Regions from separate parts of the Homo sapiens genome. Here region 2 is linked to region 1. A link is an interaction called in ENCODE POLR2A ChIA-PET data of the cell type or tissue named here. Cell type or tissue: OCI-LY7. All regions are shown on one strand. Each heading gives the region's core, and the rest is flanking DNA. Links, peaks and the distances in the headings are about the cores only.

The links. ChIA-PET counts read pairs that join two places held together with the same protein. Peaks named below come from ENCODE experiments on the same cell type or tissue, not always from the same donor. Only the 100,000 strongest peaks of a DNase experiment are listed, where the experiment ranks them.
Region 2: POLR2A ChIA-PET joins it to region 1 with 9 read pairs; 2 of 35 experiments call an interaction of 5 or more read pairs at or near these places.

The regions. Positions count from the first base shown.
Region 1 is chr15:72,067,989-72,076,532 of GRCh38, reverse strand. The region is part of intron 1 of MYO9A (myosin IXA); the gene reads left to right. Among named protein-coding and RNA genes, the nearest start is that of MYO9A, 46 kb to the left of the region's middle. In OCI-LY7, for the core only: no CTCF peak of the experiment used is centred there; DNase peaks (open chromatin) are centred at 4,892 and 5,252; H3K4me3 peaks cover 2,911 bases; H3K27ac peaks cover 4,099 bases.
Region 2 is chr15:71,969,350-71,975,453 of GRCh38, reverse strand. The region is part of intron 12 of MYO9A (myosin IXA); the gene reads left to right. It also overlaps a transcript of MYO9A-AS1 not described here. Among named protein-coding and RNA genes, the nearest start is that of MYO9A-AS1, 21 kb to the left of the region's middle. In OCI-LY7, for the core only: no CTCF peak of the experiment used is centred there; no DNase peak of the experiment used is centred there.

The DNA of each region.
Region 1 (8,544 bases), core at 2,170-7,169:
TATTGCTAAGTGTTTGTTTTTTGAGTATATTATAAATGGTATTTAAAAATGTCATTTTCCATTCTTTCATGGAGTATTTAGAAATATATTTGATTTGTGTAGATTGACCTTGTATCTTTTGAACTTGCCAAATTCAATTATTAGTTTTACTAGTTTGTCTATTTCTTTGGATCCTCCATATATAAAGTCTCATTATCTGAGACTAATAAGGTTTTTTTTTTTTTTTTTGAGACAGAGTCTCACTCTGTCGCCCAGGCTGGAGTGCAGTGGCATGATCTCAGCTCACTGCAACCTCTTCCTCCCAGGTTTAAGCGATTCTCCTGCCTCAACCTCCCTAGTAGCTGGTATTACAGGCACATGGCACCATGCCTGGATAATTTTTGGTATTTTTAGTAGAGATGGGGTTTTGCCATGTTGGCCAGGCTGGTCTCAAACTCCTGACCTCAAGTGATCTGCCCACCTTAGCCTCGCAAAGTGCTGGGATTACAGACATGAGCCACCACGCCTGGCCCATAAAGATAGTTTTAATTCTTCCTCCAGTCTTCATGCCTTCAGTTCTTTTTATTGCTTTATGGCACTTGCTGTTACCACTGGTACAGTGTTGAACAGAAGTGGTAACAGTAGACATAGCTGTCTTGTTCACAATATTTTCTAGTACTCTTCATTCCTTCTTGCAGATCTAGACTTCTGTCTGAGATTATTTTCCTTCAGTCTGAAGAAATTACTTTAGTATTTCTTACTTTATTATTATTTTTATTATAAATTTTTTTTGTAGAGATGGGGTCTTGCTATGTTGCCCAGGCTGGTCTTGAACTCCTGGACTCAAGCAGTCCTCTTGTCTTGGCCTCCTGAAGTGCTGGAATTACAGGCGTGAATCACTGTGCCTGGCTTTCTTCGTTTTAATTTGGATAGTTTGTGTTGACCTCTCTGAATTCATGGATCTTTTCTGTGTCTCATCTGTTATTAAGTCTATTTAGTGAACTTTTCAAATATTTTTTACTTGAGAATTTCCATTTGGCTCTTTTTCCCCCAAATTTCTTCTTCTGTGACAAAATATATTTAATCAATGTTTTTTCTCTCTATAAGATTATACATAATAATATCATATATTTTTATAAAATTTATTTTAAAGTCTTTGCTCATTCCAATCTGCATCATCCGTGGGTTAGTGTTGACTTTTTTCTCTTGCCTATAAGTCACATTTTCATGACTGACTATCCTGTAATTTTTATTATATGTGAATATTAAATGTAAAAAGAGCAGTGAAGGCTGAGCGTGGTAGCTCATGCCTGTAATCCCAGCACTTTGGGAAGCCGAGGCGGGTGGATCACTTGAGGTCAGGAGTTTGAGACCAACCTGACCAACATGGTGAAACCCTGTCTCTACTAAAAAAATACAAAATTAGCTGGGCGTGGTGGCGCATACCTATAATCCCAGCTGCTTGGTAGGCTGAGGCAGGAGAATTGCTTGAACCTGGGAGGTGGAGGTTACAGTGAGCTGAGATCGTGCCATTGCACTCCAGCCTGGGCAACAAGAGCAAAACTCTGTCTCAAGAAAAAAAAAAAAAAAAAAAAAAAAAAAGGCAGTGAAAATGAAATTTCTAACTGCTTCTTCCTGAGAAAAGACATGCTAATTCCTCAGACAGATCAAAAAAGGGACTAAACTATTAATTCTGACATGGAATTGAGTTATGTCTGGGCTGAGCTGCAACTGTAGTTATTTTTGGTTTCAAGTGTTTTAAGGGAGGATTCAGTCTTCACTCTACAATAGATCTTGAGATTTAAGTTTAGCTAAGTTCCGGGGATCTCTCTGCTTTAGCACTGCACTTGACTTTCTACTCTGCAGATCATCTCACTTTGCCCTCCGAGTCTACCCCTAGATTAGTGCACATTGATGTATACTCTATTAAAGCTCCATGGGGAAGAATTTTTAGGTTGTTTTGATTAACTTTACTTGTGGGACTTCTTTGGAATTTGGTCCATCGTATCAGTCTATAGGATTATTCATTCCTGTGTTCACCATGATCTCAGAGTTGAAAGTAGTCACTTGTCTGTTAGCCTAGAAAGGGCTTTTTCCTTTCTGGAATTGTTTTTTGTTGTTGTTGTTGTTTTTTTCAGACTTCTTTGTATTCTCAGCTCTCCGATGAGTTTTAAAATTTGGATTTTATAGTTTAGCTTTGTCTTTTTAATATAGTGGAGTGATTCTCCCTTGTGACCTTTAAATTCTAACTGGAAGAACTTTCAGTATTTTATTAGTTTCTTGTTTAGTACAGGTTGAAAAGGTGGTATTCTAAGTTTTTAATAGCATGAACAAATTTGATGGATTCTGAGATGACTTGCTTTTCTCATTTCCACTGAGAGCATGGTTAATTTATTATTATTATCACACATTAATACCTAGTCAAATCTAAATTTCCATCAGTTAATTTTTTTCTAGACTTCATTTTTTATGTGTAAAGGCAGGTGATGTGAGGATAAATTTTTGTTTATAGCTTCTTTCATTCTGCAAAGGAAGAGTTGAGTAGTTGGGACAGAGACCATATGACCTGTAAGACCTAAAATACTTACAGTCTGGCCCTTTATAGAGAAAAAGTTTTGTGGACCCCAGAAGTAGACCATGATTAAATCCCAATGAATAATATTTGAAGTTAAATAACTTGTCCCAGGTCACACAGCTACTTCTGTTTTTTCAAAAATTTGTGGAGTCTTTTAATTTTATTAGGCTGTGATACCTGCCATATTTACATAATACTTATCATTGGTGGCCTTTCCTTTTGTTTCCTTTCGGTTAGTAGATACCTCAATTTGGTCTGTAAGAGTTATCCAAATTACTGTATATCAAATTATATCAGAAGATTACTGTATATCAGTGCTAGGTTTCTGTTTTTATAACTCCCCAGGGACTTTTGCTATAAAATCATTGCCATGTTGAACCATTGTTAAACAGCTAATCTCAGCTATAGGTATGTATTTGTTCAATCAAAGTGTGGCTCTTTTTAATCTAAATTTCTTTCAGTTTTTAGGAGGTCATCCATGGAATATATTTTAAGTTAGATTCCTTGAGATGTGAATAAGAGTTATATGTTGACTCTATGGAACAAAGAGCAGGGGTATGCCTAGATACAATGGCTGTTGCAAGATGGTATTATTTTGTTATAATTTTTTGATGTTCCATGGACCCTGACAATTGTGGCGGTAGTTGGTTGAAATAATTACCTCTTCTGATCCATTTTTGTTACAGGAACCAAGTGAATGATTTTTAAGTATTTGGGGCAAATGTTACAAGTTGCTGATCTGAGTCTTAATGATATTTAGAGGTGAATGTATTAATGTAGTAATGGATGGTCACACTTGAAAGGTGGTAAGTAATGGCTTAGTTTCAGCTTGTGGGAACAAATGGTTTGTTAATATCTCCATACTGTCCTAAGTATCCATATTATTAGAGGATGATTCAGTAAGAATTGATTACTAACCATGACTGGTCTTAAAGGGAAATATGTCTACTTATAGGGAGGTCAGAGAATAATAATGTCCATTGATGGACACTTAAGTTGAGACCATGACTTGTGAACAGTGCTATTTGTGACTAGTGCTATAATAAACATATGAGTGAAGGTGTCTTTTTTTTTATTTTAAATTTTAGATTCAGGGTGTATACGTGCGGGTTCCTTATAAGGGTATATTGTGTAGCGCTGGAGTTTGGGTTTCTACTGAACCCATCACCCAAATAGTGAACATAATACCCAATAGGTAGTTTTTCAGACTTTCCCTCCTCCCCTCCTCACACTCCTTGGAGTCCCCAGTGTTTCATCCTTATGTCCATCTATACCCGCTACTTAGCTCCCACTTAAAAGTGAGAATATTTGGTATTTCATTTTGTTTCTGCATTAATTCACTTAGGATAATGGCCTCCAGCTGCATTCATATTGCTGCAAAGGACATGATTTCATTATTTTTTATGGTAGTGTGATATTCTATTTTGTGTATGTATCACATTTTCTTTACTCAATCTGCCATTGATGGGCACTTACATTGATGATTGATTCCATAACTTTGCTATTGTGAATAGTGCTGTGATAAACATAAGAGTGTAGGTATCTTTTGGCTGGACGCTGTGGTTCACGCCTGTAATCCCAGCACTTTGGGAGGCCGAGGCGGGTGGATCACGAGGTCAGGAGATCGAGACCATCCCGGCTAACACGGTGAAACCCCGTCTCTACTAAAAATACAAAAAATTAGCCAGGCGTGGTGGCGGGCGCCTGTAGTCCCAGCTGCTCTGGAGGCTGAGGCAGGAGAATGGCATGAACCTGGGAGGCGGAGCTTGCAGTGAGCTGAGATCACGGCACTGCACCCCAGCCTGGGTGACAGAGCAAGACTCCGTCTCCAAAAAAAAAAGAAAAAGAATGTAGGTATCTTTTTTCTCTTTTATGTATATTATATATACTTTTTTTTTTTTTTTTTGACATGGGCTCTCACTCTGTCACCCCAGGCTGGAGTGCAGTGGTATGATTTTGGCTCACTGCAACCTCTCTGCCTCCTGAGCTCAAGTGATCCTCCCACCCCAGCCTTCCGAATAGCTGGGACTACAGGCATATACCGCCACACCTGGCTAAGCAGGTATCTTTTTGATAGAAAAATTTATTTTCCTTTGGGTAGATACTCAGTAGTGGGATTGCTGGGTCAAATGGTAGTTTAATTTTTAGTTCTTTGAGAAATCTCCATACTGTTTACCATAGGGGTTAAACTAACTGACATTTCTTTTTTATTTTTATTTTTTTTGAGATGGAGTCTCGCTGTGTCGCCCAGGCTGGAGTGCAGTGGTGGGATCATGGCTCACTGCAGCCTCTGTCTCCTCGGCTTAAGCAATTTTCCTGCCTCAGCCTCCTCTGTAACCTGCCTCTGTAACCGGGGATTACAGCCGTGTGCTACCATGCCTGGCTAATTTTTGTATATTTGGTAGAGACGGGGTTTCACCATGTTGGCCAGGCTAGTCTTGAACTCCTGATCTCAAGTGATCCACCTGCCTTGGCCTGCCAAAGTGCTGGGATTACAGGCGTGAGCCACTGCGCCTGACCCTAATTTATATTTCTACCAAATGTGTGAGTGTTCCCTTTTGTTCCACATACTTGCCAACATCTCTTATTTTTTTGACTTTTTAATAATAGCCATTCTGACTGGTGTGAGATGATATCTCTGTGGTTTTAATTTGCATTTCCCTGATGATTAGTGATGCTGAGCATTTTTTTCATATTTGTTGGCTGCTTGTATGTCATCTTTTGAGAAGTGCCGTTCCTGTCCTTTGCCCACCTTTTAATGAGATGGTTTGTTTTTTCTTGTTGATTTAAGTTCCTTATAGATTCCAGGTGCTAGTCTCTTGTCAGATGCATAGTTTGCATATATTTTCTACCATTTTGTAGGTTGTCTGTTTACTCTGTGGATATTTTTATTTTGCTATGCAGAAGTTCTTTAGTTTAAGCCTGATTGTCAGTTTTTGGTTTTATTGCAGTTTCTTTTGAGGTCTTAGTCATAAATTCTTTGCCTAGGCAAATGTTCAGATGAATTTTTTTTCTAGTTTCCTCCTAGGATTTCTATAGTTTGAGGTCTTACATTTAAGTGCTTAATCCATCTTGAGTTAATTTTTGTATATGGTGAGAGGTAGGGGTCCAGTTTTATTCTTCTGCATATGGGTAGCCAGTATTTCCAGCAGCATTTATTGAATAGGGTGTCATCTCCCCATTGTTTATTATTGTCAACTTTATTGAAGATCAGTTGGTTGTAGGTATGTGGCTTTGTTTCTGGGTTCTCTATTCTGTTCCATTGATTACTGTGTCTTTTTTTCTTTTTTGAGATGGAATCTTACTTTGTTGCCCAGCTGGAGTGCAGTGGCGCGGTTTTGGTTCACCGCAGCCTCCACCTCCTGGGTTCAAGCAATTCTCCTGCCTAAGTCTCAGTATTTTATTGTGTCATTGAGTATATCTATATTGTCAACAAGGCCTCCAAAATGTGCAGATATTTGTAGAGCTCATAAGTGGATTAACCCGTAGATTGAGGCCTGCCCCTCATTCTTTTTTTTTTTTTTTTGAGGCAGAGTCTCAATCTGTTGCCCAGGCCAGAGTACAGTGGCACAATCTCTGCTCACTGCAACCTCTGCCTTCCGGTTCAAGTGATTCTCCTGCCTCAGCCTCCCGAGTAGCTGGGACTGCAGGCGTGTGCCACCACATCTGGGTAGTTTTTTGTTTTTTTTTTGTAGTTTTAGTAGGGATGGGGTTTCACCATGTTGGCCAGGCTGGTCTCGAACTCGTGGCCTCAGGTGATCCATCTGCCTCGGCCTCCCAAAGTGCTGGGATTACAGGCATGAGCCACCTCGCTGGGCCTACGTTCATTCTTTTTTTTTTTTTTTTTTTTGAGACATAGTCTCACTGTGTCACCCAGGTTGGAGTGCAGTGGAGATATCTCGGCTCACTGCAACCTCTGCCTCCCGGGTTCAAGTGATTCCCCTGCCTCAGCCTCCTGAGTAGCAGGGACTACAGGTGCATGCCGCCACCATGCCCAGCTAATTTTTTTTTTTTTGTATTTTTAGTGGAGACAGGGTTTCACCGTGTTGCCTAGGCTGGTTGCGAACTCCTGAGTTCAGGCAGTCCACCCACCTCAGCCTCCCAAAGTGCTGGGATTACAGGCGTGAGCCACCACACCAGCCTCCCCCGGCCCTGCGCCCCACCCCCCCATTCTAATTGAAAGTCAGAAGAGGTACTCAACTGAAGGGTATTCTGAAAGAAAATGAAGGAGGGATAAAAATTCATGAGTATGCAAATTAAAGGAGAAAAAAGAGTCACTGTTTACTTTGCTCCTATATTTACTGTTGGGTTTAAGTAATACATGTTTCTACCTTCTATCACTATCTTTTTCTATTCTCCTGTCTGCTTCCATAACCTGATAAGTGGTTTGTCACAAATTATTTAATTGCTGTGAATCTCTTATCTAGAGATCTTGTATTGATTCTGTTGATAGTAGGGATTGTGAAGTATAACCCTCTGTAATAAAGTTTTTCACATATTTATTCAACAAACATTTTGAATTTTTATTATTTTATTATTTATTTTATTTATTTTTGAATGTTGTATAGCAGATGGAAAGACAAAAAAATATTCTACCCTTAACAAGCCTATATACTAGTAGGGGAGACTATCAAATATGCACTAAACAATTACATATACAATTGTAGAGTTCAGTGGCAAGGTTAACCTCAAGAGTCACTACTACAAAGAAGCTTTCCTTAGGACCTCAGTGCACCTTCTAGTTTCTTTTTATTATTTACCAGTCCCTATGCTGGCAAAAGTCTAATGCTGATTAGGTTAGAAGTCTTGGTCTTTGCTACCTAAGAGCTTGTGAGTTCATAAAGGAGATATGATATATACCTTATCAGCTATGAGGCAGTATAAGGCAGTTTGTGAAAGGCAAAGTGGCATAGTGGTTTAGCTCCCAGATTCTAGGGCTGGACTGCTGATGTGCACATCCTAGCTCTGCCATGTACTGGCCTGTAACCTTAGACAAGTGGCAAAGTCTATGTACTTCAGTTTCTTGATCTGTAAAATAAGACATAATAGTGTGCCTTTCCTTAGGGTTGTTATGAGGATGGAATGATTAAAACATACAGTAAATGCTGTATGAGTGTTTGATGCAGTTATTCATTATCATTAATTATTGCCATGGTTCTTATTTGTGCTAAGAGTAGCATATTGGTAAAGAAATTGGGATATGGCTGGGTATGGTGGCTCTTACCTGTAATCCCAGCACTTTGTGGGGCCAAGGTGGGAGGATCACTTGATCCCAGGCTTCAAGACTAGCCTGGGCAACATAGGGAGACCCTGTCTCTGCAAAAATAAAAATAAAAATAAAAAAAATTAACCAGGCATGATGGCTGTCACTTGTAGTCCCAGCTACCTGGGGGGCTGAGGTGGGAGGATGGCTTGAGCCAGGAAGATCAAGGCTGCAGTGAGCCATGGGCAACAGAATGAGACCCTGTCCCAAAAAGGAAAAAAAAAAAAAAGAGAAATTGGGATCTAGTTTGTAATCATCAACATAGTAGTTGTAGTATCTTGGGAACATCACATCTATGGCATTAGTTTTTTAAATCTAGAAATGGGTATAATATCACATATTTCTTATTAAATGAAGTAATACATATAAAGCACACAGCACAGTGTCCAACTATATATTCTCAATAAAGCTTTTTTTAAAAAAATTAGTAAAATAAATATTACAGAATTTCAGAGAAGTACTGCTTAGGTGTAGGACATTCTTTATCTCATAGGACTCACTAGATGCATGTTTACTTAATATCTTTATGTAGAGAATGGAAGCCTAGTGAGAAAGCTGTTGGAAATATTCTTATTTTCTATAAGGACTGTCGAAGGGCGATTTGATAGTCCTATAGGCAAGTATGTTAAACTAGTAAAAGGAAATCTCAGAATAAATGACTTAGAAAAGAAAATCATTTATAATTACTAATAGTTTTTATGTATTTTCACTAAGAATTCTAAGGTTT
Region 2 (6,104 bases), core at 125-5,124, 99 kb after region 1:
AGTCAGGAACCATGGACGAAAACCTACACACACACACACACACACACACACACACACACACACGATAAAATCACGTCATAGGCCAAAGGGCTGTGGTAGTTAATAAGTCAGGAACCATGGACGAAAACCTACACACACACACACACACACGATAAAATCATGTCATAGGCCACGCCCTGGCTTTCAAACATGGATCCTTTACATCATCAAAAGAATATACAACTCAAACATACTGCTACATTACTAGAATCCCATTCAGTCATTAGTAATTAGTCCAGTTCATTATCATGTTGTATGAATATGTCTCCCAGGGAGAGACCACTCAAGTTTGCAGGCTTCCTTTCAGTCTTGTCAGATTCCAGAAGCAGGAGCAGTCTCCGCAAACATACAACTTTTACCTTTTGAGCATCTCTTATAACTGAGTTAAAGACAGTGTCATCTCTTGCTCTGAGCTTCTTTAAATGTGTTAATGTAATGTTGGATTTCCCTCAATGAATAACCCATTTATTCCTGTCTTTACCCTCAGCTGCTATTCCTCCTCTCCAGTAGTTCCCAAACTTTTCCTCCTTTGGAAGGCACATTAAGAATTGCCACTGTGCTGGTTTAGATTGCAGACAACAACTCTAGTCTAGCAAGTACCTCCTCCTCAGTCCACTCCCCTTTAGATAGGGTAAATTACATGGGTGCAGAACTAGTGAGCTGTTTTTATGGCCAGGAAAAGTAGTAGTTGCATTCACTCTTAGCCCCAATTTTGCTAGATAGAGTGAAGGTACAACCCACCCCCATTATGCCCTTAGGAATTTTGACTTAAGGTTTAAAAATGTAGTTACAGTTTCTTGCTTAGAAATCATCCCTGCTTCCAGCACTTGCAGTTGCAGCCCTTGTCCTAGGACCACTGCATCTGGTAGCGGAGAGAAAAAAAGTTTTTTCTTTTTGAGGTCATCTGGGGAAGAAAAAAATTATAGTTGTTATACCAGTGTACTCCTCCCTTGGGAAGAATTGGATAGTCATACCAGCACCTTCCCCAACCGCCTCTTTCCCAGATGAACCAGAAAAACAAGAAAAATCTAAGGGGATGCTCCTTTAGTCCCACTCATGTTGAATGTGAGCACACACTCGTGAAAGCATGCAAGCCAGCCCTTCATTCTTTTATCTTCCTGTGTTTTAGACAACCAGTGTTTTAATTGCCCATCCTACTCCTTCATCAAACTGTTACTCTGAGGAGGATTTTTTTTTCCTCTTTGTTGGACATGGTAGGCTGTACAATGTGTTTCTCGTTCTGAAAAGATGATGATTGTCCAAATCCATGCGATATTTTCTGTTTTTTGGTTTTTGTTTGTTTGTTTGTTTTTTAAATGGCACTCTGAGCATTTGCATCTTCCACTGGGTAAGGAAAGCTCACTTCAGAGTCGGTGACTATTCCTGTCAAGACCCATTCATTTGTAGCCCCCCAGGGCTACCAGCATCAGTCTCACTTACCTTCTACATTCAGGGTCTTCCCACTAAGGAAACTGCCACATAGCCATTGGAAGTCTCAGACTCTCTTGCTGACAAAAAGAACAGTTCTTATTGGCATTTTGTGCTTGAGAGAAGGTGTAAGAGGAATGTCTAGATTTAGCGCTTCTCAGCACTGCTGTAGTACCCCCATATCTGCTCATTTCATGGACCTATGTAGAAGGGACCCCCTTAACTACAGCATTTACTGTAACCTCGTAAGTAGATAACAGACACATTCATTGGGCGAATATCCTTATCATCATAAAGCTAGTCTTACGTAGCTTGCATATGAAGCATATCAGCTGCTTCATCTGGGTTGTTCTGCTTGGCATTTCTAGGGAAAGTTGGGCAATCCCCCTTTCCAGAGTAAAAAGATCATACAGTGGCTTTTATCCAGTCCACTATGCTGGCTGTTGCCTTGGGAATAACGTCCTGTGTGTCTCAATCATGTATAGATGTCTGAGATTGCTTAGTAGTGAGCCCTGTGTCCTACATCAACCCAAACATGTTTTCCACGGTAGCATTTAAACCAAAGCTACTGCCCCTAATGTAGTTACTCTCATAATCCATTTTAGTAAAGGTTCTTTAGGAAGCTAATGATACCAATCTACAAAATGGAACTATTCCTTCACACTATGCAAATTAATTGAACTCAAGGAGAAGCTGGTTGGTCAGAAGTTCTGGAGGCATGAATTATTGGCTGGTGTCTGAAGGTGGGGTGGGGTGCAGTTACTTCGTTTTGCCCTTTTTCCACATTGACTACCTTCTTGGTAACCACATGTCTCAGAGGTACTTTGTTGCCCCTGCACAATTCTGTCCTTGGAGGGTGGCTTTGAGGCCAGCAGCCTGAGCTCAAACAGACCAAGATCTGAGGTTTATCCAGCTTCAAGGACCAACACAGTACTCTCTTTAAATTTCATTTTAGCTATTATAAATAACAATAATTAAGGGATTATTTATTTATAATAGCTAGTTTTATGGCTATTTATTTATAACAGCCAGTTCATTTTTTTTCTTATTAGTTTGCATTTCCTTATGCAGCCAGTGAACCAATTCCCCAGGAGTTGGAACCATCTCTAAATTCCACTGATAACTTTTACCTTTAATAACCGAGCATAGCAGCTATGGCTTCATACCTTGGGTGACCATGTGGCCACACCAGAACAAAGGTTTCTCATCTTCTACCCTTTTATCCTTTTTCTTCCCAAACCACATGTTTCAGTGAGCCAGGGCCTTTTTAGCAAATCTCACTTCTCTGACACCAGTTATTTGGGAAAAACATTAAAACCATGTTTTCCTCTGCTCTCACACCATAACAATCAACATGAAGACATCTGTGACCAAACGTTTGTGGGGTTTTCCCCACCAGCAAGCAGTGGACACCAACTGGGTGTCCTCTAATTCAAATTTGATACTATCTACCTGGAAGTAGCATCAGATCCCACAGATCGAGGACTCAGTCCCCAAAACTGCACCCCACCCCACCTTCAAACACCAGTCAATAATCTACTCTTCCAGAACTTCTGACCAACCAGCTTCTCCTTGAGTTCAATTAATTTGCTGGAGTGGCTTGCAGAACTTGGGGAAACACTTACTTACATTTACCCCAGTATATTATAAAGGATATTGCAAAGGATACAATGAAGAGATGTGTAGGGCAAGGTATGGGGGAAGGAGTAGAGAGTCTCCATGTCCTTCCTGGGCACTCTACCTTCCAGGAGCACCCATATGTTCGGCTATCTGGAAGCTCTCTAAGTGCTGTCCTTTTGGGTTTTTATGGAGGCTTCATTACATAGGCACTATTGACCCTGTGTAGAAATGTGATTGGACAAAAGAACATGATCTCATGAGTGGGAAACCCAGCAAGGCCTGTCTGTCCAGATTCTTCCTGGCTTCTTGTGCAGCATTTTTTCTTTCAGAATATGGGGAGGGACCCTTTCTGGAATGAGGGTCTTTTAACCGGCAATCATATTAGAGGCCTCCCTTGGGCAGGTAAAAGGAGGACAGAAGAAGGTTAGAGAGAGAGATTCTGTTTCCTGAGGCCTGCTCCTGAGGCCTAAAGCACCCCAACATTATAACAAAAGACTACACCAAGGGCTGCAGGAGTTATGAGCCAGGAACCGTGGATGAAAACCTATATATATAAAAATAAATATATATATTTATTTATTTATAATATCACAACTGTATATATCAAAACTACCCTTGGCAGATCTCATAATATCCTTAGTCCTCAGTTTTCTTGTATGCAGAAGGCAAATGACAATGGTACATGATGATGTTCCGTCCTATATATCTTAAGGTGTTTGTAAACAGCAACTGAGGTAGTAGAATTACTTTGTTTTTTTTTTTTCTTTTTTTTTCTTTTTTTTTGAGACAGTGTCTAGCTCTGTAGCTCAGGCTGGAATGCCGTGGTGCGGTTATGGCTTACTGAAGCCTTGAATTTATGGGCTCGAGTGATCTCGCCTCAGCCTCCTGAGTAGCTGGGACTACAGGCACATACCACCACGTCTGGCTAATTTTAAAATGTTGTTTTAGAGACAAGGAGTCAACTTTGTTGCCCAGGCTGGTCTCAAACTCCTGGGCTCAAGCTGTCCTCCTACCTTAGCCTCCCAAAGTGCTGGGATTACATATGAGAATCACTGTGCCTGTCCTGTCCTGTCATTCTTTAAACAAAATTTCATTGAATGCACATCTTATTATACAAAGACTATAATTTCCTGACCAGTTGCTACTTCACATAGATTTAACCCAATAATGAGAATGTCACTTCTTTTTTTTTTTTTAATTTTTTCTGATACGGAGTCTCGCTCTGTCGCCCAGGCTGGAGTGCAGCGGCACGATCTCAGCTCACTGCAAGCTCTGCTTCCCGGGTTAATGCCATTCTGCTGCCTCAGCCTCCCGAGCAGCTGGGACTACAGGCGCCCGCCCCCATGCCCGGCTAATTTTTTTGTGTTTTTTCAGTAGAGATGGGGTTTCACTGTGTTAGCCAGGATGGTCTCGACCTCCTGACCTTGTGATCCACCCGCCTCAGCCTCCCAAATTGCTGGGATTACAGGTGTGAGCCACTGCGCCCGGCCGAGAATGTCACTTATTTGCTGTTACCCGAAAGCTACGAGGGTTGAGCCATGTGGCCATAAATATCAGGGAGATAAATTCTGGCTCAATAAAATGAAGAACTTTATAATTATTAGAGCTGATTGGCAGCTGCTTTAACAATTAATGTAATTTCCTATTATTATAATTACTTTGCATCATCTGTCAGCGTATTGTTGTAGGTAGGATACTGGACTGAATAACCTTTTTATGAGTCAGTCCTGTAGTTATTACCTGTCCTTGTAAAGAATTTCTGTGCTTTAACATTCCAGAAGATGCAAAGGCATGAAATATTTTTTTCTCTCCCATTTACCTGTAAAAAAACTAGATTGAAAATAAATTAGTCACATGTAGGAAGAACTATTTTGGGACTTACATTGAGTATTTTTTCTCTAAAAATATTTTTTATAGGGAATATATAATGTCAAATATATCCTTAGTTGTGTTCTTCATGCAGTGTGTTTGTAGTGCTCTAGGTGTATGGGTTTAGAATCAGAGGTCTTGGTTTAGCCTTTCCTACTTAATGGCTGTATGTTATGGGGCAGGTTACTTTAGCTAGATTCTGTAGGATGTAGGGTGGCATTTAGGAAGGAGGAATATTGTATCAGAGTTACATATGAATAGGATGTTAGGAATAGTATCAATCTTCCCATAGTATTCAAAGTGTCATCTTCTATCAGCAGCAGTGGACCACTTTGATTCTTGTTAGAAATGTAGAATCTCAAGCTTTCATTCCAGATCTGTTGAATCAGAATCTACATTTTAACAACCGAAGTTAGGATTAGAGCATTCATTTAAGGCAGCATTTTGTGAATCTTGCCTGCTCATGAGAATTACCTTGGGACTTTGTAAATACCACTGATGCTAGGTCATCTCCCTAATCATTTAAGTCAGAATTGCAATAGTTGGGATCCAGGCATTGGTAGTTTTCAAATCTCTAGAGGTTCTCCTGACGCTACCCTTCCAGATAGTGTTTGAGGAACACTAGATGAAGAGCTTTGATATGAGCAATAATGAATGATTTTCTTGTGTTCCAAATTTTTTTTTTTGCCTGGTAATGTAATAAGTATCCATACATGTCTGTTGAATGCAGGAACTTTCCATCTTTTTTAGTTTCAAGTAATGACTGTTTTCATGTCTATCTTCCTTCCTTTGAAAATTTCTATTATCCATTTAAAAGTAAGAGAAAGTATATCATAAGCTTTTCAATTACTCAGATGATTAGAAGGCAAATAAACCCTGACCTAGAGACGACGAAGTGAGCATCCTGCCTTAAGAGAGGCACACTGCTGTGAAGTAGTGAGATATAAGTTTGCAGAGGTTGAGCTGGCCTATGCTTTGGAGCTTGGAATCAAGTCTTTTTGCCTTGGTGATCTATACATTTCGGAGCAGAGGGGGCACATGATTAAAGCACTATTATAGGAAAATTTATTTTGATAATATGCTTTGGTGACTTGAAAGAAGATTGGTGAGACTGTTATAGGAGCTGTGCTGTTGTCTCTGTTTGAAAT